Regions from separate parts of the Mus musculus genome. Here region 2 is linked to region 1. Evidence: chromatin loops called from intact Hi-C (ENCODE). Cell type or tissue: gastrocnemius. All regions are shown on one strand. Each heading gives the region's core, and the rest is flanking DNA. Links, peaks and the distances in the headings are about the cores only. Region 1 has its middle 25 kb from the start of Gm34441. Region 2 overlaps Ghrhr (growth hormone releasing hormone receptor).

Region 1 (14,933 bases), core at 4,272-12,271:
ATATAGATCAGCAGGAAGAGAGAGCTACTGGGCCTAGCTCAGGGTTAAGAAACCCCAAAGCTCACCCCCGGTAACACACTTCCTCCAACAAGGCCACACCTCCCAATCCTTCCCAAGTAGTGCCACTCTCTGGTGCCTAAGCATTCAAATGTATGAGCCTATAGGGGGTGGGGTAATTTTTTCTTACTCAAACCATCACAACTGGCAAACTAACATACCTTCTATTATGCTGGAAGGAAAAGTGTACACTGACTATAAAATGGTAGTTTATGTCATACTTTCAAACCCCCGAGTCTCTGGCAAGTCTGATGGTTCTCTCCTGGCTCTTCCCACATTTGTGGGAGGGTAGAGACTGTCTTTCTGTAAATCCCCACTTTATTTGAAACAAACAAGGGGCATGAATTGTCCAATGTGGGTCACAGAATGACCTTGAAGTCCCTCAAGGCTGATTGCTCCTACCCTCTGCAGCCTTGCTTACACCAAGGGATGGACATGTGCTTCAGCATTCTGGGTTTCCTTCAGTCTTTGAGATCCGTCATACGTCTGTATCTGTGAGTGTGCTTTGTGCTGTAGGATCTTCTTTGCTCATTACATTTTAACTTTTAACTTTAACTTTTTAATCAATGATCTCATTAATTAATTAGCTTTTCAATTAGGGTGATCTTAAGAGATAGTTCTTTTGGTGATGAGAACAAACATCATAATTGACATGAATTCATAATTGTCACCTCAAGCCAGACTCAAGCTAAATGCTTCTCAGCTTCTGGCTTTGTTAGGTTGCCCTCTAGTGGACATCAGGGTGTGGTTGTGCTGATGAGAGCTCAGTCCCTATTCAGTTAAGGATGCAAGATTAGGAATTTCCTGTGGGAACCTGGGTACCAGCCACTATTCCTTACACCCATTTTAGGTTAGCAGAGGACTTTTCCAGAAGACAACTTTGTCTTTTAGACATCATCATCATAAAGGTCATGTTTCTTTACCTGTGCATTTATTCCTGGGTTTCCATTAAGAGGAAGACCGGGTACAGCAGTGACCAGGCCTGTGACTTTCATCTGTCTATTCAGTAGCTACTTGTTGAGCCTTCATTCCTCTCTGGACTACTCTGAATGCCCCCGTTCTCCCCCACCCTTCATGTTCTGCTGAGTCAGCCATAAAGAAGGGAACAGAATAGGATTTTTGGTGGAAGTTGGTGCCGTGAAGAAAATGGAACAGTTAAAGAGAGAACACTCCTGGGGCAGGGTAGCAATTTTTAGAGTAGATAACCAGAAAGCCTGAGATGTAGGAATTTGAAAATTATAATGTTTTGAGCTTTACAAGTTTATTAGGATCTCCCAAATAGGCCAATTGGAAGAGCATCCCAGGTAAAGGGCCACCACAGGTGAGTGCTCTGGTGTTGGGGATGAGACTCACTCATTATGTGTAGTGCCTTCCTACAGATACCACGATAAATTGCCACAGGCCGGAGGAGGGGCTGTAAGACATCTGACATCTATTCTCTCACAATTCTTGAGTCTAGACATCAAGCTAAAGTGCTGTCGGGGCCGTGCTCTGCTTGAAGGCTCTGAGGAGAACGTTTATCTTCTATTGTTGAATCCCATATCTTGTAGGTGATTTTCTTTCAGCATTTATTGGCTTGGAGACACATCACCCTGATCTTCTTCCATCACCAGCATGGACTTCTCTACACCCGTGTCTCTGTCCTTGCTGTAATTTATTGTAAGGACACAAGTCCTACTTGATTTAGGGTTCACCACAATCCAGTATGATTTCAACTCATTTCTGCTTGAGAGACTTATTGCCAGTCTGGTTCCATCCATAGACACTCAGAGTCAAGACTTCAGTATGTTATCTTGAGAGATATAACTTACCTGTAGGAATGAAGAAGAGTTTATAGTTTCACTGGCTGACCTGATACTTGGGCTACTCATAAAGATGAGAACCCAAGCCAGGAACCTTGGAGGTAGGAATTGAAGCAGAGACCATGAAGCAACACTGTCTCCTGGCTTGCTTCTCATGGCTTGTTCAGTTTGCATTCTTTTACAACTTAGGACCACATGACTGGAATAGTACTGCTCCGGTGGGCTGGGCCCTCCAATGTATCAAAATTATCAATCAAGAAAATGCCCCATGGAAATACTTACAGGCCACATTGGTGAAGACAACCATGACCTTAATTGCTAACCTGGGCCTAACCTCTAGGCACAGTGCATAGCATGGGCACTTGACTGTGCAGGACTTCCGTGAGCTTCCTGTCCAGCACCACAGACAGCTCCGCGACACTGAGTTTTCTGGAGAATTCCTGTAGGTTGTCTGCTGTGAACCTGGCAGATGGTGGTCCTATGGGGTCTGATATTCCTAATATTTAGGGCTTCCTCTTTGACACAAAACAGGAAAAATGATGTTTTTTCCCCTTTTGTATGGCAACAATCATAAGAACAATGATAACGCTTTGGTGTATTCTTTATTGAACGTTTTTTAAAATGACATTGTTATAGTTAATTGAAATATAGTTTAGTCCTAAAGTTAAAATGGAGGTTTGTTTTTGTTTGTTTTTGATTGGCCTCTCTAGTGATGAAAACAGAATCCTCCAATTAAAAGCTCACATACATAACAGGTGATGGGTGTTTTACAGAATACAGCCTGGGTCCCTGTCTTTTTCCAGTACCAGAGGGCATCTTCATGCCATAATACCCCATGCCATCTAGCCCTGGGTATGGTAGGGAATAGAGCATAACAACTTTAAAGCGAAATAGCCTTTCTTTATCCATAACCCATAAAACCAGGCTGAACAGATCTCTGACAACCTCTCCTTGGATCGGTCACCAATGTGTGAGAGGGTGAGATGGAAGGAAACCGTGGTGCAGTACAGCTGTGTGCTCACCCAATCAGGGACAAACACATTTCTGAGATTCTGGCAACTGGAAACTGAGCAGTGGCTGAGTCCTAAGTCTATTGGTCACCGGAGGAAGAACCTTCCTCTGTTAAAATATATAATGTTCCTCTTCATGGACCCAGAGACTTCTAAGTTTCACCCCCTCGATGACTTTGTACGTTTCAGAAGCATTCAGTCACCCCTTAGATTCAAAACTTCTTGCTCAGCACTAAGAGGTAGTATGAGGAGATACTAACGCCCGTGACAATGTAACACACTTTGCACTCATAGTCACATGGTGTCTCTGTTTGTTTCTCTGTTGCTGGCTAGAAACAAGGTAGGGGGAAAGTGTTTATTTAGCTTACACTCTGAAGTCCATCTTAAGGAAAGTGAAAGTAGCCTTTCAAGGAAGGAAACTGAAGTCAGGAACTGAAAGAGAGATAGTTTCTCTGCTTTCGCTGTGTACTGGCTTGCTCCTCATGGCTTGCACAACCCAGGATCTCCTGATTAAGGGTGCCACTGCTCACAATGGTCTGGACCACCCCTTATCAATAATTTTAATAAAGAAAATGCCCCACAGATAGGCTGCCAGGCCAATCTGATGGAAACAACTCCCCAACTGAGTTTCCACCTTCTCAGGTGACTCTAGTCTGTGTCAAGTTGACAGAAGCTTACCATCACAGATGGAGAAGACTGGAAGAAAACCGATCAACAGTGTATATGATGTCACCATACTTACACCATCTAGGGATCCAGGAGTGTGTGACTAAGATGACTGTTTGTAGTTATCACTTCTATTTCCTACCATTCATTCCAAGAAGTTCCTAACTTGGGGAATAATTGCTCTTTCATAACTGCACAAATTATGCTCTCTCATAACAAGCCCACTTCCTGGTTAAATGGCAGGCCTGTGAGCTGCATGAGAAAGCTGCCTCCCAGGTTTCTAGGAAAGAGGAAGGAGCTCATTAGAGTGTGACATTCAGGTGCCACAGCCATCTGCAGTTAGGAGAGAGGAACTCGGTAGGAAACCCAGAGGTGAATCAGACAATGGTGGAGATGGGAGAGAGGCATAAAGAGAAACAGGGACCCTGGTACTGTCATTTGACCTATTGCATCTAGCCTTGACTGAAGGCTACTCTCCACCTCTATGATTTTTCTATGGACTGATGGTGAAAGGGTTGTTTGAACAGGTTGCACAGAGGTAAAATGTCTTCTTACAATTAATTTTTCAAATAATCGCACCAAAGTATAAAGACACATATGATACATACACAAAACTACTCCAGAGAGAGCACATGAATATATTATCTGCTTTAATTAACCTATTTTTCTTTTTAAAATATTTTGTTAAGTCTTTAAGACTTTCATACAGTTTATTTTAGCTTTGATTATATCTACCTCCTCTTACCTCCTCCCATATCTCTCCTCTCCACCTTTGCTCTCTACTCATTTCACTTTGAGTTTTCTTCTCCTTTCCCATTGAGTACAGTTTGAGTTGCCCAACTACCCTGGGGTATGGGGCCTGCTTTGGAGAGTGGTTGACTTATCAGGGTCATGCTGTTAAAGGAAGACTGTCTTCTGTGGGAGTCTCTGCAGATGCCATAGCCATCCGACTAATGATTCACACGGGGCAAGAAGGAAATACATTTCAAGCCAACACAGTAACTGGTGTTAGTCCAAACTTTTTGTGTCTTTCACACTGGGTAGTTTGTTTTAGCCATATTTAAGCAGAGCACAGTTTCGGGGGAAAATTTTTCCTGATAATCCACTCAATTCCCTAAGTACAATAAAGCTTAAAGCATGTTTACATGGAAACTCTTTATAAAGTACATATGACCTCTTCCATAAAGATGGATTCTATTGACTGAGAAACAATGGTCAAGATAAGAGTCTAGGGAGAACGCATGAGTAAGATAAACATAAAAGTCTGGGAGTCAGGAGTGCCCTGGTACTACAGATAGCACAGAAGTTATCTAAGCTATTGTAAAGCACATGTGACTCGAGGGTGGACTCTATTGACTGAGAAACAGTGCTCAAGTTGAAGGTCTCATGAGCAAGAGTCCGCGCTAAGCATCGTAGTCTGGGGAGACTCAAGTGTGTTCAGACCTTACAGACAGCCCAGGTCACCGGGCTGTTACCTATTTCCATTCTCTGCTTTCTGGGTGGAAAACAGGTATGCTTATCTTTCATTGAATAGACTGCCATGCATACATAGATATGGGGACTTGGGGACAGCTAGCAGGAGGTGCTCTTGGCTCAGGTGAGGGGAGGAAAAGGACCTGGCCTCAGGCTCCTGGCTAGAGCTGAGGAAGGGGGAAGTCTCTTAAGGAAATAGTTTGTCACAAGGAGGCAATGTTCAGTGAAAGGCCAGTCAGGAGAGGTGGAAGGCAGTTCTGATGTGACATCATCCAGACCTGACATCATCAGGAGGCATTGTCAACTTACAAATGCAAGAAAAGCTAAGGGTGGCATTTCTGGTGCTCCCATCTCTCAGCACCAAAGTGAGTGCTCACCCAGAACCAAATTCCACTGTCAGTTGTTGCCCTGTGAATTAAGATGAAAGTCTATCATTGTTTGGATAGCCTTCTGGTCTCAGAACAAAATGGAGGACTCCCTTCCCTGCTAGCTGGGCTTCCACTTTCTCTGACCTTGTTTTGGGGAGCCCAGACTCCCCCCACCCCCCACAACCTTTACCTACAAAATATCATAAAGCCTTAGTCAGATTACAGGTTCAACTTCCTTTCTCCTGATCAGAAGCTGTTCAGCTAGCGCCTGAGATTCCTGGAATGCCTCTCCAGGCTAGTGAGTTATCTCAGTATCTTAAACCTTCAGCCAGTGACTGTTGCCCACCCTGGATATTCTGATCTCTCAGCCCCCCAAGTTATGGAAGCCTTAAATCATCCTAAGTAAAGTTGATCTGCCTGCCCACAGCTGGTCCCTGTGTCGTCATTTCCAGGGTTTCCAACCCCTCTGTCACCTCTGTTCCATTTGCCTGCATAGAATGATTTTGGCTGACAATCACAGGCAGTAGTAAAGAGAGTGCTCTCAGACAGTGCGCTTGGCATTTTGGTGGTCCCTGAAACTGAAGCAGCAACCAGTTCTAATAACCATCCTAGCCACACAGCCTTGGGTCTCCGGATTTTCTTGTCTCCAGGTCTTTAATATCCCCCTTTGGGCCTTTTGATGAAGCACTTTATCCATCCTCCCTGTAGAGAGGATCCCGAGACAGCAGACTGGGGGCTTTTCTGGGACACAGAGAAAGCCACCAAGGAGCTGACAACAGACAGATAATGAGACTCAAGCCCATCAACAGAGGAAGAAAGTACATTGACAGGGGAGTTGAGAAGGAGGACCCCAATAACCAGGTGTGGTTGCCTGTGTCAAGTGCTGTTAAAGGCTCATGATGATTGGGCTACAAAGTATCTGTATTCGTTGTTTAGAAGTCGAGTAGCTTTGTTTTGAGCCACCCCTTGCTCAGGCTGGATGGGCAGGCCATTTTGCTTGTAGGAACAAGAGTAGCCTCCCCAGAAAAAGCGTAGACTCATGTGGCCTCCCAAGGGCTACCACCTGGAAATCTCTTCTAAGTGGCTCTATAGGAGGATGGGTGGGTGGTGGTGGTTTTACAGTCCTCTTTGGATCAGGTTGGTAGAGATAGACCGCACATGCTCAGAACCACAGGACTTCTTCCATTAAAGCGCTCTGCAACTGGTTTGAAGGTCAGAGGCTCTTGCCTCCAGATTGGATGGCCTTAGCCCAGGGAAGATAGAAACTGGGAGATTTCTTTGGAAAGAACCTGGATTCTTCAATCCTCCAGGAAGGAGTGGGCAGATCCAGGCTTCAGAATAAGGGTCTGGAAACATTTATATAATGGAGGAGGTCCCTGCTTGGAAAGAGGTTCCTATTCCCAGCTTCTATTTGCCCCTAAGGACACTGCTGGAAAAGAAACTTTCCACTGAAGCCAGGGGGCTGCAGAGTTAGAGAGAGGGCTAGGACAGACCGGTCTGTGATCTTTGACAGACATAAGTAAACACTCCCTCTGTGGTTCACTTAAGCAATAGGATCTACCCTTGGCCTTCTAATGTTTCCCATTTCGACTTTGAGTGGGTGCCTAAGGACCAGATGGGGCTCATCTCGGGTGGGAAGCACACACTCAAATCTAGGGAGATGTTTGCATGAGATCCGAGTCTCACAAAGTGGCCCGGGCACATGAACCCTGTGACTGATTGCTCCCTGGCCATAAGGCAGCACTCACTGACGACTGGGGTTGGGGTTAGAGGTCAGCCTTGTGAGCTTTTCAGGTGGCATGGTGGTGGAAAAAGCCTAGTCTGTCATTTGGTTATACCTTTTGCATCAGGAGCAGAGGGAGGCCTACAACAGGCCATGGCATGAGCACGGTTTTTAACCCAAGGAGCTAGAGAGAGAGGCGGGAAGCCTTGAGAATACAAGCAAGAACTGGGAAACATTTCCCCTTCCAGCAGTTTCCCTTATCTAGAGTTCTTCCTGGCAGAAAGAGTTTGGGCTGGAGGGAGGGAAGGTTGGAGTGGGGTGGGGGAATCAACTCATAGGTCTGCACTGCCCTCTGGTGGCCATTTTGTTTGATGATCGGTGTAACGCGCGCTTCCAGTCTAGGGAAACTGGCTCATTTCCACACAGTGCCTGGTAATGAGATAATGAGAGAAAGAACAAGCTTAAATATTTTCTATAATTAACACTGGGAAGAGACACTTACATGCGAAATATCTTGTAAGAAGAATGTGACCCACAGTGCACCGTGCAGGGCTTTTCTCGCAGGGCTTTTCTCTTTGGACTTCGCCGGCACACACATTTGTATTTCTGTATGATCACACAGAAAAGTTATTTCTGGAGACTACACATAAGGAGCCCTTTAGGACGTGGATTTGTGTCTAAGAACTTTCGCACTTAATTGTAAGCGTGAACATCTGCATCCATCTGGTTAGGCCTCAGATTTTCACGGCGGGCTTTGCTATTGTCTTCTTACTGAGGTTTTGGAGAAGACAAGTGAGAGAAAGGAGGGCTTCTCCCCAGGAGCTTAATGTCTGTAGGGAGGTTAATGAGTTCGGCTGTTCCTCTGTCCCTGTGGGCTCCTTATCTGTGAATGCAGAAAACCTCGAATGGAAAACTTTCTGGGAAAAGCGGTACTCAGCAGTCATTTGCATAACGCCCACATTGGGCTGAGTAGCGCAAAGGTCTAGACATGATTTGAGTCATCTGGGGGGAGATATGTAGATTATGCACACCATCTCGTACGACAAACTTGTGCAACCATGACACTTGGAAAGGCAGGAACTAGCTCCCTGTGGACGCGAGAATACTGGGAGTGGGTCATGAAGGGCTGCAGCCTGGGAGAATTCGGTATGCAGAGGAGCACACCCAGCAGATGCTACTTCGAATGCCGGATTCTCAACTTTTCTATCTCTCATTAGAAAACAAATAGACATCTAAGGAGAAATAAGAAAATACAATAAGATAAAACAAACAAACAAACAAACAAATTAAAGTATGAACAAAAAAAAAAAAAAACAAGCAAGAACAAGAGCCAACGAAAAAGCACAAGATGCTGAGACACACATGTTTGCACACTTAGCAATCCCATAAAAAACCAGAAGCCAATGTATATGACTGGCAATGTAGAAAATAAAAACTACCCGACTTAACATAATGAGACCAAGAACCTCCAAGCCAAAAAATATACACAAAGGACATGTAGGATTAAAAAGAGAGAGAGAGAAAATAAAAATAAAATAAACATAAAAACTAAAACTATAAGATTAAAAACAAGCCTTGACACAGGCTATGAGCCAAGGGACCTCCACAGGTGCTACCGGCCTTTTCTGCTGGCCATCAACTGCTGGGCTGGCAGCCTACGATTAGGAGTAGTTTGTTTCTCCAGTGATAAAACTTAATTTGCAAGTGTGTTTCAATTGTATTGATTGGAGACGGCTTCTGGGTTAGGGATGGGGGCGTGTGTCCACTTCTCCCTTCAGCTCTAGGATCCCATCTGAGGCAGACCTGTGCCGGCCTTGCGCAGGCTGCCTCAGGCTCTGCGAGGTCATGTCTACATTGATCGGTCCTGCTGTGGTCTTGATTCTTTGGCGTCTTCCGTTTCCCCTGGCTCTTACACTCTCTGCTTCTTCTTCCACCGAGTTCCCAGAGCCCCAAGGGAGTGGATTTGTTTGATACAAACATCCCATTTAGGGCTGAATGTTCCAAGGTCTCTCACTGCCTATTGTCTGCCCGTGGGTCTCGGTATTTGTTCCCAGCTGATTCAGGAGGAAGCTTCCCTGGTGATGGATGAGTAGGACACTGATCTATGAGGATAGTAGAAGGTCACAGGGGTCATTTTATTGTTGCTCTTTCAGTAGAACAGTGTTTGGCTTTCCCCTAGGTCATTGGGCTAACTAGTCTCAGGATCTTGAGTCTGTAAGAGAGCCCCAGGGTAAATCTGTTCTTCATGTCAGCTCCATCTAGGCTGATGCTCTAGAACAACAGAACAGCATGATCCTGCATGCCTTTCTATATCTGCAGCCTTGAGCAAAGGCTTCTCTTTCTGGTTTCCATGTTTTCTAAGTTAGGGTGTGTTTCATTTCCCCCATGCCTACGGGCGCAAGAAAATCCTCCACACAGGATTCAATGGCATCAAGAGCCTCTTTTACTTGTATCCTTCTGACCTGCAATGGCTAAACTCATGCATGTCCTTTTCCCATTAAAAGCCTCCTGCCTTTTCCAGCTGTGGTCCACTGCCCAACATGTTCCTCAGCTCAGAGTGTAGGTCTGGGTCAGAGTACTGTGGGGGCTTGACAGAGATAGGTCCATATATTCAAATACTTGGTCCTTAGTTGGTGTAATTGTTTGAGAATAATTATGAGGTGTGGCATTGTTGGTATTGTGTCATTAAGGGTGGGCTTTAAAGTGTGTGTGTGTGTGTGTGTGTGTGTGTGTGTGTGTGTGTGCGTGTGTAAATAAAGAGGGTTTATATATTAGTGTTGCTTACAGGCTGTAGCCCAGCTAGTTCAAGAATGTCTATCTACCAGTGGGAAGTCCTAGAATCTAGTAGTTGTTCATTCCATAAGGCTGGATATCTTTGCTAGTCTCTAGTACACAAGAATCTCTAATACCATGAAGGAATGGACTTGCCATTGAGAGTAAGGGCAAGCAGGGAAAGGGCAAAAGCTTTATTCTTCCATGTCCTTAATGGAAGCGGAAGGTGTGGCATAGATTAAAGGTGAGTTTTTCTATCTTTTCTAGTGTTTTGAGGAACTTCCCCACTGATTTCACACTGGCTGCACCAGTTTTTATTTTCACCAGCAGTGAATAAGTATTCCTGGAATTACCCCACATCTATTTTAGCATTTGACATTTTTTTTGTTGTTTGTTTTTTGACATTTTTGTTTTTAAGTTTTTAGTTATTCTGACTGGAATAAGATAAAATCTCAAAGCAGTTTTGATTTGAATTTAATGCTATGCATTGAATTAAAAAAATGTTCCCAGTCACTCGAGTTTCATCTTTTAGGAACCTTTTGTTTAGTATTATGCCTCATTTTAAAAATTGGATTAGTTTCTTGAAGTTTTAGTTTTTTGAGTTCTTTATATATTCTAGATACTCATCCTCTGTCAGATACACATTTAGTAAAGACTTTCCCCCATTTTGTATACTGCTTCTACACTCTTGGCTTCCTTTGCACTACAGAAGCTTCACAGTATGGGATCCCATTTATTAATTGTTAGTCTAAATACTTGTGGTAAAAAAGTTTTGTTCAGACATTTATGTCCTGTGTTTTTATACCCAGCTGTGATATATGAGAGCTTCAGCTGTGTTATGTTCTTGCCAGCATTTCATGCTGTTAGGGTTTTAAAGAGCTGTTTGTCCTTATCCTCAGGAGATATGACTGAATACCACAAACTGTACAATTTATTGAAGTCTCATACCATGGTTCTAATATATTTCATTTTCTGGTGGGAGTCTTAGGAGAGGAACTGAGAGGGAAATGAATACATACAAAGAATGGCTGAGGGCAGGTCTAGGTCTGCTTCTAATACCCCACTCTCTGGTGTCTTATGCACAAGCATTAATCCTTCCATAAACATGAGGCCATTTTGACCTAATACCTCTAAAGTCCCTGACCACATCTATTAATACTGTGACATTGGCTTCTGAATGGAGGACAAACCATCTTCCAGATACAGCGCTTTCTTTTTTTTTAAATTTAATACAATACTTTCATTAATTCTTTGAGAATTTCGCACAGTGTATGTTAATTATATTAATATGTTACTCCTTACCCAGACTCTTCCCAAATCCATATCTGACTCCAAATCTTCTCCAAACTTGGTGTCCTCTTTTTTTTTTTTAAACCCATGAACTCCAATCTTTGCTGCCTATAAATTCCTGGGGTGGGTGGGCCCACTGGAGCCTGGTTGATGTATAGGGGCTCTTAAAGAAAACTGACTCTCCTTCCCCTAGCAGCCATCATGTGTCAATAGTACCTCAGCAACAGGTATGCCTGTGGGGACTCACGAGTCCCTCTTCTTGCCTTGCTGGAATGTTTATTTATTTGACCTTGTACAGTTTCTGTGCTGGCAACTATAACTGTTGTGAGTTCATGAGTAGTGCTGTCATGTCCAAAAGTCACTGTTCTATTCTAGTCATCCCCAAACTCTGGTTCTTCCTGCTCCCTCTTTTGTGATGATCCCTGAGCACCTGTTAGTGTGTGTGTGTGTGTGTGTGTGTGTGTGTGTGCGCGTGCGTGTGCGCATGTGTGATCTAGCTGTCTCATTTGAGGCTGAGAACTAACTCACTCACTCTTATATTCTTTATACTTTGATCAGCTGTGAGTTTCTACATTAATCAATGTCCACTGTGCAGAGAAACTTCTCTGTTGGGACCTGAGAGCTGCAGTAATCTATGGGTCCAGAGATATGGATTTAGAGAGTAGTTTGATGCTATGCTCATTCAGTAGAATAACAATAGTAAGTGCACCCCTGAGGTTGATGGTCCCCAGCCATAGGTGTGCAGCCAGGTTTACACTACTGCACATGCATTTCCTCTTATAAAGGTGGCCTTAAATCCAGTCAGAAAGGGTTTGGTTAACCCTATAGTTACATACCACTATTACAACTCAGGGATCCTTTGCTATACTGGTGATTATTGTAGATTATTGTAGTTCACAGGGTTCACAGGTGGGTAAGACTCTTGCTGGATTCCTACCTCCAGACAGCCTACATAGCACCTTCTAGTACTTTAATAGCTAGGCAGCCAGGATGAAGCTTCCTAGTCAATGCCAACTTGGTTTCTCCATGTCCAGTGATCAAATTGTGTGGAATCTTCAGCAATGGATGCTACAGTCAATGTCAGGTAGGAAACTAAAGAGACTCACTGGTAATAACCTGTGGGGAGAACATAGATGTCCAACTACTCATGGTAATGACCATGTGGTACATGTACACAAAGGAGTTTTATTCAGACATAAAGAAAAATGAAATTAAGAAATTTATAGGTAAATAGGTAAAACTAGGAAACATAGAGTTAACCCAGACCTGGAAAGAGAAAAGATGCAAAGTCCTACTCATATGTGAATCCTACCTTTGAATCTTTAGATCTGTGTGTTTAACCCGGCACGCCTGCAGAAGCCACAAAACCAGAAAGAGGACATTGGTGGGCAGCAAAGGGGATCTTTTTTTTTTTTTCCATTTTTTATTAGGTATTTAGCTCATTTACATTTCCAATGCTATACCAAAAGTCCCCCATATCCACCCACCCCCACTCCCCTGCCCACCCACTCCCCCTTTTTGGCCCTGGTATTCCCCTGTACTGGGGCATATAAAGTTTGCAAGTCCAATGGGCCTCTCTTTCCAGTGATGGCCGACTAGGCCATCTTTTGATATATATGCAGCTAGAGTCAAGAGCTCCGGGGTACTGGTTAGCTCATAATGTTGTTCCACCTATAGGGTTGCAGATCCCTTTAGCTCCTTGGCTACTTTCTCTAGCTCCTCCATTGGGAGCCCTATGATCCATCCATTAGCTGACTGTGAGCATCCACTTCTGTGTTTGCTGGGCCCCGGCATAGTCTCACAAGAGACAGCTACATCTGCGTCCTTTCAATAAAATCTTGCTAGTGTATGCAATGGTGTCAGCGTTTGGATGCTGATTATGGGGTGGATCCCTGGCTATGGCAGTCTCTACATGGTCCATCCTTTCATCTCAGCTCCAAACTCCGTCTCTGTAACTCCTTCCATGGGTGTTTTGTTCCCAAATCTAAGGAGGGGCATAGTGTCCACACTTGGAAAACAGTAGAAGACACGTAGTGTGAAGGGGGGGGGGCAGTGTGGAGAAAGGCCTAGGTGGGAAGAGAGGTAAAAGGGCATGGCATTCATCTATTCATGCCTAATCCATTCTTCATCAGATGTGATTTACAAATATTCTTCCCAGCCTGTCTTCATTTCTCTAACAGTATGTTTAGAATCAAAGTTTTATATTTTTACAAAGCTGAGTGTCTTAAATTTCCAGGTTGTTTTTCCTAATTTTGTTTTCAGGGGGTATTTTTTTGTACAGTAAGAAGTAGGAAGTTTTTGAAGAATTTTAAGCAACATTTTGAAAGAAAATTAAAATAAAAATTGGTTCAATTGTAGACAATAAAATGATTGGAGTAGAAGGAAATTTTGAGAAAGAAAAGTTAGCTGTTGAAGTGAATTGAATGTGAAATGGGGGCTTAGGGAGCTCTGAAAAACCACTGTTTAATGCATTAAAATGTCACCTCTCTGCTCAGTTGTAGAATGCCATAGTAGAGAGCTCTATACATCCAAGGCAAGAAGACTCCAAATGGAGTTGTGGAGACCTCTGACTCAAGGGTGTCTTCTTTGCTCAATTCCATGTAGCTCCCTTTCAAATGGATTTCTTCTTGTGAATTTTAGTTTCTGAGTCAGGAAATACATTTTTCTACAATGTATTCTTCCAGTAATGATTATACCAGCTCAATATCCTTAAGGCAGAAATTCCAAGTCATAAACGCTTCCCACCCAAATCTGAAAAAAAAATTAAATGCCACACTCATGCCAAATTGTTAAATTGCATAAAATTGTCGTCCCCCAAGTAAGTTTGAAGGGTGTTACTGAGATAGACCAGTGGGGGAGGTGCCTGCCGTCAAGTCTGAGGATCTGAGTTCAATTCCCAGGACCCACATGGTAGACGGAGAGAACCGGCTCCAGCAAGTTGTCTCCTCATGTCAGCATTCCCTTCATAAAATAAGTAAACAAACAAACAAACAAACAAAAACATAAGAATCAAGAAAAGGAGTGAAGATTTGCCTTCAGGTTTTATATCCGAGGTGCATAAGAAATGACACACATCTTCTGTGGTTAGAATTGGGTCTTATGTCTTAGATATCTTGTTATGCGTATGTAAGAACTCTAAACCCTGAAATATTAGTTAAGATCCGTGCTATTCAACATGTATCCATTAACGCTTGCTTTATCACAAACCACTTCAAAACCCAGGGTCCTAAAATCACTATCGTTTACTTAGCTCAGGAATCTCAGCATTGACTTCTGGGATGTGGATCAGCAGGGACGGACCTCTTCTGGATTTTGCTGGATCCTCTTGCGTAGCTTGATGATTTTGGCTGAGCATGTCATATCTCTGCTTCACCAGGGTAGCCCAGGCCATTTCCTCAGAAGCTGATGGGAATCTAAGAGGTTAGAAATCTTTAAGCCAAACCTGCTGGAGGCCCAGGCTCAATCAGAAACTAACAAAATCATGTCAAAATTAATAAAACTATGTCAAAAGGCAGCAATGTGGAGGGAGGGATGATGCCCAGTCTCTTTGGCAACAAATGTATCTGAGGCATGGGCAATTTTGTGACATTCCTTGGAAAGAAAAGTATCCCAGAGACCCTTCTTTTCAAATTTGTAGTGATATAATTACATGAGAGTCTAACTTTTATTAAATTTGTCCTTACATGATTAGGGTCTTTAAAAAATGAGGCTGATTTAGGATCTGACGTGTAACTTCCAATTTCTGTTCTTCACATAAAACTGAGCAGCAGCG
Region 2 (14,933 bases), core at 4,613-12,612, 120 kb before region 1:
GAAGGGGCAGGCCACAGTCCTGTGCTGAACATTGGGAAGTAGACCAGATCCCCTCAAACCATCACCTGGCCCCACCATTATAGTCTGCACGTGGCTAACAGATTGCTGGGAGGTAGAGGCTACACTCAAGGCAAAGGGTGCAGGGCTCTCACTCACCTCTGTGTTATTTCACCCACAGGGCTCCCCGTGCTATGCACTGGTACGTGGGTGGGCTGCAAACTGGCTTTTGAGGACACTGAGTGAGTAGAGCAAGTTCCTCACCCCCATGCTGTCAGCAAGGTGTGTCATAGACCATCTAAGGAGAGGAGGGGGAGGGGGAGGGGGATCCCTAGGTTAAAGAGATCAGCTCTGAGTAGGTTTTCTAAGGACAAGAAATGTCTGGACAAGGATGAGAAAGGCTAACCAGCCTTCACTGGGTCTCTCCTATGGAGAGGCTGGTATAGAAGATCAGGCAAGATGAAGACAGACTGGGGCTGAAGACTTGAGCACTAGACAGAGAGGGGCCCCAGGAGCCATAGCAGGTGTGTTGAGGAGGTGCATTATCAGGGTAGAAAAGGGGGCACCTTCAAGACTAGGCTCTTTTCTTTCCAGGTGCTGGGACTTAGACAACAGCTCCCCCTGCTGGTGGATCATCAAAGGACCCATAGTCCTCTCTGTTGGGGTCAGTCTCTGAGGCCAGTGTTCTTTGCTTTATTAACCTAGCCTCCAGGTTTCTTAATATGGTCCTGGAGGGGTGGCTACATGATTACCCCACGGGAAACCAGTGTCTACTTTCTCTGACACTAGTTGATTACATTTGCACCTAGACCTGTTTTCTAGTTTCCATGTGTCTGGCTTGCAGAACATGTCTTGCTGGGGTGCTAAGTGGTAGTGAATGGCACCTACAGGTGGGCACTCAGCTGCTCCTATTCCCGATGTGGCATGGCTCCTGTGGGTGTGTAATCTCTCCCCAGCAGAGAAACTGCACAGTGACAGACAGCTGCTTTGTACCTGAGAGATCCCGAGAGGTGGCTGGAGGCAGGTGGCCAGACCTGGCTCTCTCATCTGTTTTTGCCAGGGCTGGAGGGGGAGGGGGTCCTCAGTCTTTCTCTCCCTGCACCTCACAGGTTTGGGATTCATAGTCATCAAAGGGGATGGGGCCAATCCTAGGCCAGCCACCTAGTGCTGTCTTTGAACTTTCCACCCACTTTCCTGTGCCTCATTTCCAGGTGAACTTTGGGCTGTTTCTCAATATAATTTGTATCCTGCTGAGGAAGCTGGAGCCTGCACAAGGCGGCCTACACACACGGGCTCAGTACTGGTACCATTCATGTGTGTGTGCATGCACATGTGGATGTGTCGTGTGTGTGTGTGTGTGTGTGTGTGTGTGTATGTGTGTGTGTGTGTGTGTGTGTGTGTGTGTGTGTGTGGTATGTATCTGGAGAACCATCATGGAAAGCACTTGGAGGGAATGTCATTTGTTTTTGTCTCGTTTGGCAGCTATCCCTTACCCTGGTCCTGTCCTCTTCCCCATGTCCCTAGAGAGAGAACAGATCTGGGCCCTGCCTCCCATGAGATTACAGTACAGGGAAGTGGCACACAAAGCTGCCAGTTACCATGGTAAATGGCTGACAAGGGCTGCATCTATTTCTATGGGGCCCGGAGAAGGAGATTATGTCTAAATGAGAAAAAGGGGCAATTAGAGAAGGGTTCCTGGAAGAATTAAACTTTGAAAGATGTACATAGACTCTGGAGTAGCCGGGATAACTGCAGGGCCACATAGTGTGATGGCCCTTAAAAGTCAAGAAGCCCAGAGGTCTGTGTGGAGGACAGAGTCTCCAGGATGGATGATGATGGACAGCTTCAGAGTCTAGAATTTGTCTTCCCCAAGGCGGCTTTCCAAGTCAACACTTCTCCTTATACCGCTGTTTGGAATTCATTACATCATCTTCAACTTCCTGCCTGACAGTGCTGGCCTTGACATCCGTGTACCCCTGGAGCTGGGGTTGGGGTCCTTTCAGGTGAGAGCCCCTTACAGACACTCCTTCCTTCCAAGGACTATGGCTGCAGGTCTTGACTAACTTCATGTCAGTGTGAGGCCTATTCATCTATCTGTTTAATCAGTCATCCATCTTTACCCTTTATCTCTCTACTCATCCAAGTACTGATACATTCATCTTCACATTCCCCAGATAGTCATTCATCCACCTATGTATCCATCCATCTACTCATTTGTCCATCCTGTATTCATTGTCCATTAAACAATTCAGTTACCCTTTCTTCCTTCAACCATCCCTCCCTCCCTATCCATCTATCCATCACTTATTATCTATCCATCAATTCTTTTCTTCCTCTCTCTCATTAATTCATGCATTATTGCTATCAATCAATTCACCCAACCACCTATCCATCTTTCCATCCCCCTTGCACATATTCATCTTCTTCCTTTCTCCTTCCTTCCATCTTCTCCACTCATTCATGCATCATTCTACTCACCTTTATCTACACACTCACCCATCTATCCCTCTGTCCATCCATCCATCCATCCATCCATCCATCCATCCATCCATCCTTTCTTCTATTTCTCCTTCCTTCAGTACACTTGCCCATCCATCCATCCATCCATCCATCCATCCATGAATGAATCCATCCATCTGTTCACCCATTCTTTTTATTCTACTTCCCATCCATACATTCTTCTTTTCACTCATCTGTTCATCTATCCTTCTATCCCTATGTTAATCTACCTATCCACCTTCACATTCTTCCATCTGTCATTCTTTTTATATATCCATCTATCTATCTATCTATCTATCTATCTATCTATCTATCTATCTATCATCCATCCATTCACCAGTATATTCATTCTTCCTTCTGTTCCTCCTTCCTTCAGTCCACTTGCCCATATAGTCATCCTTCTTTCATTCATCTCCCCACTCATCCATTGTTCCGTCCATATCTCTATCCACCTATCCATTTGTCCTTCCTGCCTACCTGCCTGCCTGCCTTCTACCTACCCATCTGCCCACCCATCCTTTCATTCATTTACTCATCTTATCTTTTCAATTCTTACCGAGTACCTATTATATATCAGGCAATGTGCTCACTAATGCAAATACAAAAATGAAGATACACAGTGAGGCGTGGGCTATCTATACAGCTCTGGCAGGCATGCCACGATGACTACATGACTTGGTGTGTCTGGTGCAGTGACTGATGAGTGAGGGAGAAGACAAGAGGAAGACTGCCAAATTCCAAAGTCAGACCAAAGTGTTCTGATGGAGTCCTTTCTTCTTGTTGACCCTGCAGGGCTTCATTGTTGCTGTCCTCTACTGCTTCCTCAATCAAGAGGTATGTGTGCACCCAAAAGCTCACCTTTATTCAACAAGTAGACCTTCTCCTCAGCTCCTTTTCTTTTGCCCTGGTCCTGTAAATCCCAGCATGGTTGACTCTCATGATCCTCCACTCTTGTGGTCCTTTGTGTGAGTAGGTTCTGTTTAACCTGAATACTTTTGAACATATTCCTTCTATGAGCTGGGCTATGTTCTACAACAAGCTTATGAGATAGAGGTCTTTCAAGGGTCAAGGGAGGATAGAGGGCAGATTAGATTGGTTGGGGGACAGAGAGAGTGAAAGAACAGGGACAGAAAGTCACAGGTCCATATAGAAGGAATTTGGGAAAAGAGTCAGATGCAGAGACAGAAAGAGCCAGAGCAGAGCAGGAAACAGAGAAACTCTGGAAGAAAGGGACTCAGACTGGGTTGCCAGAAGTGGAGGCAGGAGTGAAGCAAGCAGACACAATAGAGGCCATAACACATGTGGGATTATAGGAGAAGGCAGACAGCTGAGAAGAGACAGTCACCCAGGAGACCCTTGGCTTTTCTTCTCATTAAAGTCCTGCTGTGCAGAGATGGAGAAAATTTGGCTGAGTCCAGATCTCCAGCTCTCTGGCAGCATGCACAGGTAGGGTCACAGCTTTTCCTGATGGCCCTGTGTCTGCCATGGGCTCTGTGGTTAGCTCTGTGGTAACCAATTCTGTGGTTAAGGAGTCCCTCCCTCCCTCCCTCCCTCCCTCCCTCCCTCCCTCCCTCCCTTCTTCTTTTGTTCATTCTTTCTTTCTTCCCATCCGTTCATCCATCCTTGCCTTACCTGATACCTCTGTCCCCAACTGACTCTCAGTGTACCGAACCCATTGTTTGAGTCTTGCTCAGCCTTATCTATGTTATCAGTCAGTTTCCCCTTTACCTTTCCTACAGCGCCAGGTTAGCGATCAGGCAGGACGTCTTTCAGTCCTTTGGTCGGTCCCCCAGCCAGACAAAGATACAGACTGTCCCACTCTACCTTCCCAGCTTTCTCTTGACAGTCGTATCCCCTGGTGTCTCAGACTAAGGCAAGGGTGGATCAAAGTCACTCAGAGAGGGTCACCTGGTCGTAGGTCAAGAGGCACAAAGGGCATCCATGTGTTTGCCTGGTCTCAGACAAAGGCTGGAAACTGTCCAAGGAAGGATAGAGTAGTAGTGCCTGTACCTCACAGGGTTGGCGACCAGGCTCTCCTTGCCTGCCCTATTTTTCTCACACCACCTTCCCCCTGGACCTTTAGTCTCTTGGGATTGAGCTGAGGAGTGGCAGTGGGATCTTCCTAACATCCTCTCCCTTGTCTGTGGAGGTGAGGACAGAGATTTCACGCAAATGGTATGGCCACGACCCTGAACTTCTGCCAGCTCGACGGACCTGCACTGAGTGGACCACACCTCCCCGATCGAGATTGAAGGTGCTGACCTCTGAGTGCTAGGCCAGCCATCATCACAAGGGCCAAGCCCCAAACCCTGTGCTCAAACTGTCATGGCACCACGGGCAATGCGGTCCTCCCTACCGTTCTCCTTCCCCTTCTCTGCATCTGCTTTCTCCAGGTCCCCGTATATCAACCTTCGACTTTCTCAGTTCCTGCATCTGCTCCCATCTGTTCTTTCTTCCCATCTAGGGCTATTGCCCAAGGCCCAGAGAAACCAATAAACTTGTACACGAGTGATCCACAGTTGAGTCAATGTGGCTCCGAAGGGGCGCTCTTGTCAGCAGCCATTATTTGCACTTCCGGTGCATTCCTCATCCCTTGGCTCCAGCTGCCTCATTGCCATTTGTCTCTATATGAATTCTCATGTTTTATTTATTTTTTAAAAGCACTCTCTTTTGTCCCAAACCCCTCCTCCTCCCCTCCTCTCACAGGCAGAGATGCAAATCGCTTTTCTGTCTTGTATGCGTGGAGTGTGCCACATGTCTGGATTTGGCTGTAAATAAATGCTATCTGTTATGTGTCTCATCCTTCCACTAATGTTTTCCCCAAGCACTGTGCTTTTAAGGGCTCCGCTGCACTGCTGAGGGTACATCTGGTCTCCTGTTTTGACTACACTGGGTCACCTGACACCATTGCCCTTGGGTTACCCAGCCCCTTCCCTCTAGGTAAGCACCCATCTGTCTGTCCTTCCAAGGACTGTAAGACAAGCCTCTCTCTGGGACTCACACCAGGAAGGGAGCCCCGGGGTATCACACCTCGCTTTGTAATGATTTGGTTATACCACATTGCAGGCTTGCGGATTAGCAGCCTAGCCGCCCTTGCATTCGACAGTGCTTGTAGCCCCACTAGCGTCTGGCATTCTCCTTCCACTTAATGCTTACAAGCTAAATGGGTGTAAAGCGGCAGCCTTTTCCTTGATGTCAAACAAGTGTGAACAGTTCCTCTTGTGCCTGTTATCCTTCTGAGCTTGTTCTGGAAGTCGCTGGTATCTTTGTCTGAGGCGTGGGGGAAGCCTTAGCTCCATTTATCTCTCCTTTGTTCCTCTATTTGTGTCCTGGCTTCGTTACTTTTTTTTTTTTTTAATCACCACGGGAAAAAAATGAGGGAAAGAGAATTTATTTTTGCTCACAGTTTGAGAGGGTACAGCTCACCATGGTGGGCAAGGCATGGCTGGGGAACAGTTCACATCTGGAGCAGCAGGGCTGCATGACAGTTGGTTTCCCTGCATCAGCATTTGGGAGGGTGGGAGCTCTGGCCGGAACCAGAATCAGGCCAAAACCCATAATGCCCTTTCTCCAGGAACCGACCTCATCCACTAAGGACTTACTCTGACTCTGCTACAGTCTCCCTGGACAGTGCTTTCCAGGGACCAAGTGTTCGAACATGAGCTTATGGGGGAGGGGATATTTTCCATTCCAATACTAGTGTATGCCCTCCTATGTCCCACCCTACTGCTAGCTGCCCTCACTAGATGTGGTTCCCTTTACATCTTCATTCCCCATCATCTTCCACCCTCCTTGGCAGGAGGAAGGAGAAACAAATGGGTGCTGTCCTTAGGGACATGTTTGCTGACTGATTGGGGTAGAGGGTTTCAATTGGACAGGAAGAAGTATACGTAGTGTTAGATCAGTCACAAACCCTTTTCAACTTGGTCTACCTCAGCAGCTATGCTCTGTGGAGCCTACTGCATGCTAGCAGGAAGCCCTGTCCCACTCCACAGCCCTCCTCATAGATTTCTCCTGCTGCCCTAAGAGCTCAGCCCTTCCCTTCTAGCTGGCCCTACCCGAGTGGGCTGATGGCCAGGTGCTAGTCCCCTTGTTCTGAGTTTGCTTGTGACTCTGGGATGCCCCATTATCCTAGGCAGGATCCGCTCATCCTCCACGGCCGTCTTTCCTATCCGGGTGTCCTTTCCTATGTACTGGGAATGGGAAGGCTAGCCTGATGGTGTGCAGGTGTGTCTGATGGAGGATGATGACGTTTTTCCTCTCACATTTAGGAGGATTCCTGAAAAGGGTGCAGCTATACAAAGCCCATGATTTCCTGCTATAGGGCTTTTGCCTTGGCAGGTGTCAGGCAAATGTCAAAATCAGTATGGTCCTGCCTGAAAGCCACTGTACATTGCTCCTTTTAGTCTCAGATCACATAACTAATTAACAATCATTACTATGTTTTGGGGCACCGAAGGAATTACAAATGAAATAAAAACCAGCTATATTCATACACAAAGACATAGGTCTTAAGATTTCTTGTTTCCTGAAAGGTTTTTTTGCTTTGCATTTTAGAAACATCTTGGTGTCACAATGCATTTGTCAGTTTGTTTCTCGTCTTTATGCTTGAAAAAAAATAACATTCAAAGACAATAAGCACATGGAAGGATGGTCAGCATCAGTAGTCATGAGGAAAATGCAGATAAATCCACACTGAGATATGGTCACACCTAGGATACGGGAGGCAATGGGAAAAAATAGACAAAAACAAATGTTGGTAAGGACTGGTAACGGAGAGACTGGAACTCGCACATTACTGGTGGGAGTGTAAAAAGGCCCCCTGCCTGTTTGATAAAATGTTTTCCTGTTTCTCAAAAGTGCTAACCTTGCGTTACCTCATGAAAGCACTCCTAAGCATGGGTCAGGAGAACCAGAAACAAAACCAGAAAAACACTTGTATATGAACGTTCCTAACCTCTCGTCCTCTGACTGGTACATTACAGTATAGGCAGACAATGGAATGCTAATTCTGTCAGAAAAAGCTCCTACATACACAGACCCCCCAGGACACTGCTCCGTGAATGAAGCAAGTTCTGATACTTCCATTGGCACAAGATGTCCAGCATTGTTAAAACAAATGTAAGGCTGTTGTGGCTGAGGGAGAGGCATGGAGGTGACTGCTAATAGCCGAGAGTTCTAAAGTGACTGATTCTAAAACTGGATTGCGATGATTATGACTATACAGAAAACCACAGAATAGTAAGTACACTCTAGAAGGATGATTTTTCTGTCTGTGCATTATATCTCAATAAAACTGTTACCTAGGAATGAGTAAGTGGGTTGATGAGAGGCTCAGCAGGCCAAGATCCATACTTCATAAGTCTGGGGAGCCATGTTCTATCTCTGACATTTATGGAGAAGGTGGAAGGAGAGAACCAATCCAATATTCTCTGCTCTTCTAACCCATGTGGCACCACGGCACACGTGTTCCTTCCCTGAGCTCTTAAAAACAGTGATTAGTGGATGCTGCTGCAGGACATCTGGAGACATTTTTTTTTTCTGCCATGAAGTTTGCAGAGTCTCTATTGATGTCCTTTATTTAGCTGAAGGTTATTTATGAACTTGGTGAAGCCTTCCTCCTCCTCCTCCTCCTCCTCTTTTTCCTCCTCCTCCCCTTCCTTTTCCTTCTCTTCCACCTTCTTCATCCTCTCCCTACTCTTTTCTCTTCCTTTTAAAGTGAATATCTGTGGTGACAGACTCTCTTGCATGAAATTCTTTGTGAACATTTAAAGGCGGGGGTGGGGGTAGGGGTGGGGGTGGGGGTGGGGGTGGTGTGTGCTCAGAATGAACAGAGATTCCAGAGTCAATTCTCCTAGACTCAGGATTCTTGCACTAATGCAGACTGTTCCCTGGCAAAGCTGGTCTAGTGCATTTTTGCACGACAGTGACAACATGATGGATTTTCTGCACCGTTCCCATGGAAACACCTTCCATTAACACTTACTGGTATTGCCACTGCTGGTCGAGTTATTGCAGTGCTGTTGGCTAACGGTTAGTGTTAGCTTGGTTAGTGTTAACATTAGTGGTTAGTTAGTGGTGAATAGTCAGTGTTAGCAGTTAGAGTGTCTAGAGTTATGTTAGTGTTGAGTGTTAGGAGTTAATAGGGTGTTAGTTGCTAGTTAATAGCTGGTGGCAGTAAATGCTACTTAGTGGCTAGGTAGCACTTACTTTGAAGCTTATGATGTCAGTTGTGGTGGAATCACTGGCTTTAGGAATTATGTAGCTGCTCCTAGGGGTTTTATTGTGGTTACTTCTTGGTCCCTTCTGATTTTGTTATGAGCCTTAAATCCCTACTATAATGCACACTATGACAGGTCTCTGTAGACTTAGAATATGTCTGTACATGCAAGTCCATGGCTAAGCTCTTGACTTGCAAACTCTTTCTATGAGTCTTGGCTTTTTCTCTGTGGCAGGAGAGGCTGAGTAGAAGGTGATGTCTAAGGGTTTTCATGAGGGGCACTAAACGGTCTAGGGTATAGTTCAGCAGTGGAACCTGTGTCCGGGAAGGGCACTAAGTCAGAGGAGAAAAAGCAATGCTCGTTCTGGCCACCAGGTGGCATATGAACTGTGTCAAGAGTGGGATCTCCTTGAAGGAGGTCCTGATCTAGACAGGAAAGAGGCCTCCCAGGATCAGGCCTGGGGCTTAGCAAGTCTAAAAGGCTGGGGGAAGAAGAGGCTTCTGGGCTGGGAAAGGAGGGAACTGGAAGAAGGGGAGGGCTGTCTGAGAGACCACCCTCGCTGGGTTAGATATGTATAAGGAGACAGAGAGGGAGAAAGGAAGGAAGAGAGGGAGGGAGGAAGAAGGAGAGGGGGAGGGAGAGAGAGAGAGCACCTATCAACTGGGAGCAATAGAAGAATTAGTGTTCCCATGGGGGTCTCTGTGCAAGAGTCAGGCTGTAGGGAGTTTCCTGGGCGTGTCCTCTTTTGGGAGAAGTCTTCTTCCATTTTCCAACCCACATGCTTCTCTCAGCACCTCTCTTCAGGTCCTGAGAGGAGTTTTGCATGGAGGTAGGAAGAAAAGAAGGGAAGGAAGGAAGGAAGAAAAGGAGGGAGGAAGGAAAGGACTTTCCTTGATGCTTCCGTTTGCTCCTAGGAATTTGGAAAGAGCCTCGTGCTAGGACCTGAGGTTGGATGTGAATGACTAGGCAGAGAGGGCATGGGTGAGGGCTAGAGAGGGACGCTTGGACCAGGCACTTGGCTGACTGTGTATCTGCATGGGGATCCCTCCTGGCTCTGCTACTCAGGCATGTAGACTGTGGATGATTTCATTGCTGGGAGCCAGGCTGTGAGAAGGCATGTGGGGGATTTACATTCCCCTGGGACTCTCTTGGGTTTGTTCTTAAATTATTCACGTGAAGCTCCCTGTTCCTTCATTAGGTGCAGAGAATTTAGGGATGTCTGTTTCACTTTCCACTCTGCAGGAACATGATTCTGTCAAGTTCCATGGATGGGGAAAGTTTGGGTCCTGCCCCTGCTGTTTTATACCAGCAGGGCTGAGACAGCAAGTCCTGCACTGCGGCCTGGATCCTCCTCAGGTAGCAAGTGCCTTCCAAGCAGGCTGACCAATCAACCGCTAATGTGACAGATGATCAGTACAAGGAGACAAATGGCCACTGTATCGACTGTACTAGCCCCAAGTATACAAATGGGAAGTAAAATGTAGACAGAACAAGGCTCAGAAATACCAGACCTAGTGTGGAGATTTGTATTGAAGGCTTCCTATAGGATGCATAGCTAAGCTAAGTTAGACCATGAATTTGAGTTGGCTAGGTGAAGAAGCAGTATGTGCAAAGGCCCTGTTGCAGGGAGGAGCTTGGCACTGAGGGGACTAGAAAGAGGTACAGTGAATGAGTTTCAGTGACAGAAGGGGAAGTTGACCAAGACTGCAGTGGGGTAGGCCAGGCTACACCCAGATCTCAAAGTGCCAGGAGAGCCGCAAGAAGCTATCAAAAGTGTCTATCAACAATACAAAAATGTATAACAAACCTTACACATTTAAAATAGGCTCCCCCCACCCCTGTTCATGTATTTAGACTGAAATTTAGGCAAAGGGCTCTACTGAAAGCCCCGGGGTCTAAACTGGAGCCTCTAACTAGGAAGTTTAAAGCATGGTAGTTTAAAGCACAAGGCCAGACTCAATAGTGTCTAAGTTCGGGTTTTATTGCTGTGAAGAGACACCATAACCAGGACAACTCTTATAAGGAACAGCATTTAATTGGGACTGGCTTACAGGTTCAGAGGTTCAGTCCAATATTATCCTGGCAGGAAGCATGGCAGCATCCAGGCAGGCACGCGCTGGAGGAACTGAAAGTTCTATATCTTGTTCTAAAGGCAAACAGGAGGAGACTACTTACTGTCTTCCAGGCAGCTAGGAGGAGGTCTCAAAGCCCACCCCTATTGTAACAGACTTTCTCCAACAAGGCCACGCCTCCTTACAACAAGACCACACCTCCCAATAGTGCTATTTCTTGGGTCAATCATATCCAAACCTCCACAAAAGCTGTAAACAGTGGCAGTTAACTTGTGAAGTAGCGTTTCTCAGAGGTTTCCTGGGATGTGTGTGGAGATGGAAGGGAGAGAGTTTCAGATGAGAGTGGCAGTCAGTCTGAACAGATCTACAGGGACAGAGAGCCATGAAATGCCCAGTGAGGTGGACATGAGGTATCTTGGGGCTGCAGGGAGAAGTGGGGTTGAAAGAGATCTGGTTTGGAGTTGGAGATCATGGCTGTTGGAATATGACTGGGTTTCAGCAACAAGAGCACAGGCCAAGCCACCTCACGAGGAACAACACCAGCTTGACTTCCTTTAGGGTCTGACTGGGAAGTCGGAGTCTCCGAGGAGGCTGAGAAGGAACAGCCAGAGAGGTGGGAGGGAGAGCAGATGAACGTGGAATTATGGGGCCAAACAAAGAGTGTGGTAAGGAGTTTCTGGCGAAGGGTCTGAGCACTGCTGAGCAGCCTTTCAAGAGGAGGCTGGAGGCGCATCCAGGATTTGGCAGCACCGCGCACAGCAAGAGCAGATTTGGCAGGGGATTGGCAGACGTGGGTAGCCAGACGGAAGGGTACTGAGAAGTGAATGGGCCGTGGGAAAGTGGGGGCAGTGTGTTCAGCAGCTCTTGACTGAAGTGTGCCTGGGACAGGAGGGGACACTGTAGGTAACAGGAGGCAATTCTGGGTCCAAGTGGATCCAAGCAGGTGTGACTGTACTTGGCTCTGAGAGAATAGGGCACATGTGTCATTCAGGTGGAGATAGATCACTGGTGGAGGAGGGTGTGGTGCAATCAAATGAAGGTTGCAGGGGACTGAGGAGGACTAAGAATCCAAGTGGGAGCACGGCTGGGAAGAGGGTATTTGCCTAAAGGGAGTAGCAGAAACTCATGGGGCTTGGCATGAGAATTGGTAGAGAGAAGTGGGCTACTGGCTCCGAATTCACCATGATGGCTAGGTTCATGGTTGGCTGGAGTTTGGGTGATAGGAGCATATAGAGATGGGAAAGTATAGTAACTGGAGGGTAAAAAATAGGAGAGGAGGGCACATGGGTGACTGATGACCAGTCAGTATTAATAATCTGGGAACCTCAACTAGAGAAGGCAGGGTTAGCCTTTCTCGGAGACAAGACATAAGAGACTTGGCTCTATTTGCAAGAGAGCATATGCAGTGGGCATGGAGCTGAGGGGAAGGATGCAGACTGAATGGGACGTGGACCTGGGAGGTTTAGTGTCAGGGTGGAGTAGCAAGCTGAGGAGGAACCCTGGGAGGAGAGGAGGCTCTGTGCATGCAGCTGGGTCCTGGGGTCCTGATAAAGCAAAAGAAGAGACTGCGGGGAGTTGGGGGCATTGTGGAGACAAGGAGAGAGAAGACTAGTAGGGTACTGACCATTTGTCTGGGCATTTCTGTCAGCCAAGGTGAAGGTTGGGGCTTGAGGGACTAGGAGAACTTGGGCCAGAGTCTCCTGAACTCTGGGGCACCTTCAGAGGTCCAGGAATCTCAAGAGGTGGGACTCAACATGGGAGGGATAGCAAAGAGAGAGATAGGGCCAGGATGGAGAGGACCCGGGAGAGCTGCAATTGCTATAGGAAGCCTGTGTCTTGAAGCTTGTGTCTAGAAGCCTGTGATGCCTTTAGCCTGTGGCTTCAGGGGCTCCCAGAGGCCCCACGCCTGGAGCCCTTATGTGGTGTTGGAACATAACAAGAAGCAGCAGGGTTGGATTTATTTTTTCAGTCAGCTCTGATTGGCTCACTCATGTGTATGAACCTCTTCCTGTGGACAGTGCTCTTTCTGGCTGGCTCGCAAGCTTACGCTCATCTCAGCTCTCCATTCTTCCCTCTAGGAGGCTCCAGTTCCCAGATTCAGGGCAATGAAACCAGAATAGCACACACAGCAGCTGTGCTGCCTCAATAATACAAACATCTGGGTCCTGGGGCTGCCAGAGTGGCTGGAGCCTTTCTGCATGCAGACAGCCAACATCTTCCTAGTTAGAATTTCCCCCTGCCCCTACTTTCTCTTTCTTGTCCTCTCTTCCCCTCGAGGTCATTCTAACCCAGGTAGTGTGTTGTTACATGATACGTGATGAGAATGTGTGGCGCTCTCCCTGCCTCTCAGTGAGGAGAAGCAGGTGGGTAGCATACGTGTTCACAGATTCTTTTGGGGCTCTGGCTTCCCTGCAGCAAGTAGGTGGGTCCGCGAGCCTCCCTCCCTCAGAGGCATTGCATAAGCAGCCGCAGCCCTGAGTACATTCCCATGGTTACCGGGCTGGGAAAGGCTGGCCGAGATGGCATCGCCATGGCACCGGCATGGTCCACAGCTCTGCTGGGCGTGGCTCTGGTATGTGTAGCTCTGGTCTCTTGCTGGACAGATGGCCTTCACAGAGGGCCCTCCCAGACATCCAGTGGCCTTGGATATCATGATGTGAGGTAAGCAGACAGGAGCAGTCTGGGTGGAATTTGAGGGCTTCTCATGTCCTCACAGAAGGCCTTCAGTGGCTCAGCCAGCAGCCTTGCTGTGCGGTAGCTCTGAAACCAGTTTTTCCTCATCAAGGGCTCAGCACAGACCAGATGGGCCAAGCCACAGCTCTGCCCATTGCCTACACCCCCTTGGAAGCCCCTTACTCAAGCCCATAGGAATGAGGAATATGGAGCCTGGGCTCCATAGCCATCTGTGTTTGGCCACCCTCAGGCAGGCTGTGCCCAGGGATGCTACAGTCAGGGATAAGATCTTCAGACCTAGGCCTGTCTGGGGGACACAGGAGAAGAAGGGCATGTGAAATGGGTGGTCGAGCTGTCAATGCAGCTGTGGGGATGGCTTGAAAGGAGAAAGTCGGAAAAAGGGGCTGGCAAGAAGGCAGAGGCAAAATTCTGTGTGTCTCTCCATGATCATGTCTGCATATGAAGGCTCAAAGCTAGTCTCTGTGGTGCTAGAGCACAGGAAACTCCATGTAGAAGGTAGTTGGATGGGGAGCAAAGATGCCGTGTGGGGCCCGGGGAAAGCTCAGTAGGCATTCCTCCTATAGGGACACCACCAAGTAGTTCCCTGAAGCTCAAGCTTGCGTCTGTGATTGTCCTATAAGATGTCCCACAAAGGGTCACCCAGTTCTTCCAGCCAACCAATAAGGATCATCCAAATCATTCTAACCAGGGTGATGTCCTAACCCATCCTCTTGTCACAGTTTTCCGTGTGTAAGTCACATCATGCTGCATCAGACTCCATGCAGACCCTAAACTGAGACTCTCTTGTCCTTCACAGCCCATGTAACAAATAGGGACAAAATAAACCTTATCACCTCCCTGACGTGACATTTGTTTTTAAAGTAGGACACCTGGAACAAAAAAGCAGAGTGTCCTCTCATTTGGCTGAGCACTGTGTGTCAAGCCTCTCAAATGGTCCAGAATGTCTGTGAACGTGCAGTAAGTGTCAGCTCTGGAGCTAGCCAGCCAGGAAGTCCTATACAGCAAGGACCAGCTATACATTATCGAAGCATTCCATTTATATGGCCAGTCTTCCCTCTGCTTCACTTACAGCCATATCCACAGATGGAGTGGGTCCTAGTCATGATCCATAGCAGATGTCTGTCTTCAACTGTTTTGTGTTGCTAGGACAAAATGCTTGAAGTTGAGTAATTCGTAAAAACCAGGCATGAGATTAACTCACAGTTCTAGGTGCCCAAGAACATGGGGACATCTCAGATTTGGTGAGGACCTCTAGGTTCCTCAACACGTGGTGGATGCATCACACTGGGAGCACATGCGGAAGGGTGTGTGTTTGAAGACTTCACAGGGCAAGGCAGAAAGGGGAGTCTGAACACCAGGAACAGCTTTGTAGCACCCCATTCTCTTAAGAATTAGCTCATTCCCCAATATCAGTATTAGTTCTTTCCATGAGTAGTTCTGACTTAATTAC

Evidence for each region. Peaks named below come from ENCODE experiments on the same cell type or tissue, not always from the same donor. Only the 100,000 strongest peaks of a DNase experiment are listed, where the experiment ranks them.
Region 2: it touches region 1 in a loop (9-fold over the local background); 31 of 42 quality-filtered maps call a loop at or near these places.

Annotation. Positions count from the first base shown.
Region 1 is chr6:55,504,492-55,519,424 of GRCm38, forward strand. No RefSeq gene overlaps it. Among named protein-coding and RNA genes, the nearest start is that of Gm34441, 25 kb to the right of the region's middle. In gastrocnemius, for the core only: a CTCF peak has its summit at 7,463 (motif pointing left); DNase peaks (open chromatin) are centred at 7,099 and 7,455; H3K27ac peaks cover 385 bases.
Region 2 is chr6:55,383,524-55,398,456 of GRCm38, forward strand. It overlaps Ghrhr (growth hormone releasing hormone receptor), which reads left to right. Exons shown (of 13, transcript NM_001003685.3): 8 at 179-239; 9 at 592-661; 10 at 1,209-1,300; 11 at 1,871-2,000; 12 at 3,289-3,330; 13 at 4,646-5,007. The coding sequence ends at 4,771. 6430584L05Rik (RIKEN cDNA 6430584L05 gene) reads left to right here and starts at 13,364. Exons shown (of 4, transcript NR_046179.1): 1 at 13,364-13,450. In gastrocnemius, for the core only: a CTCF peak has its summit at 9,078 (motif pointing right); DNase peaks (open chromatin) are centred at 9,090, 10,038, 11,555 and 12,322; H3K27ac peaks cover 144 bases.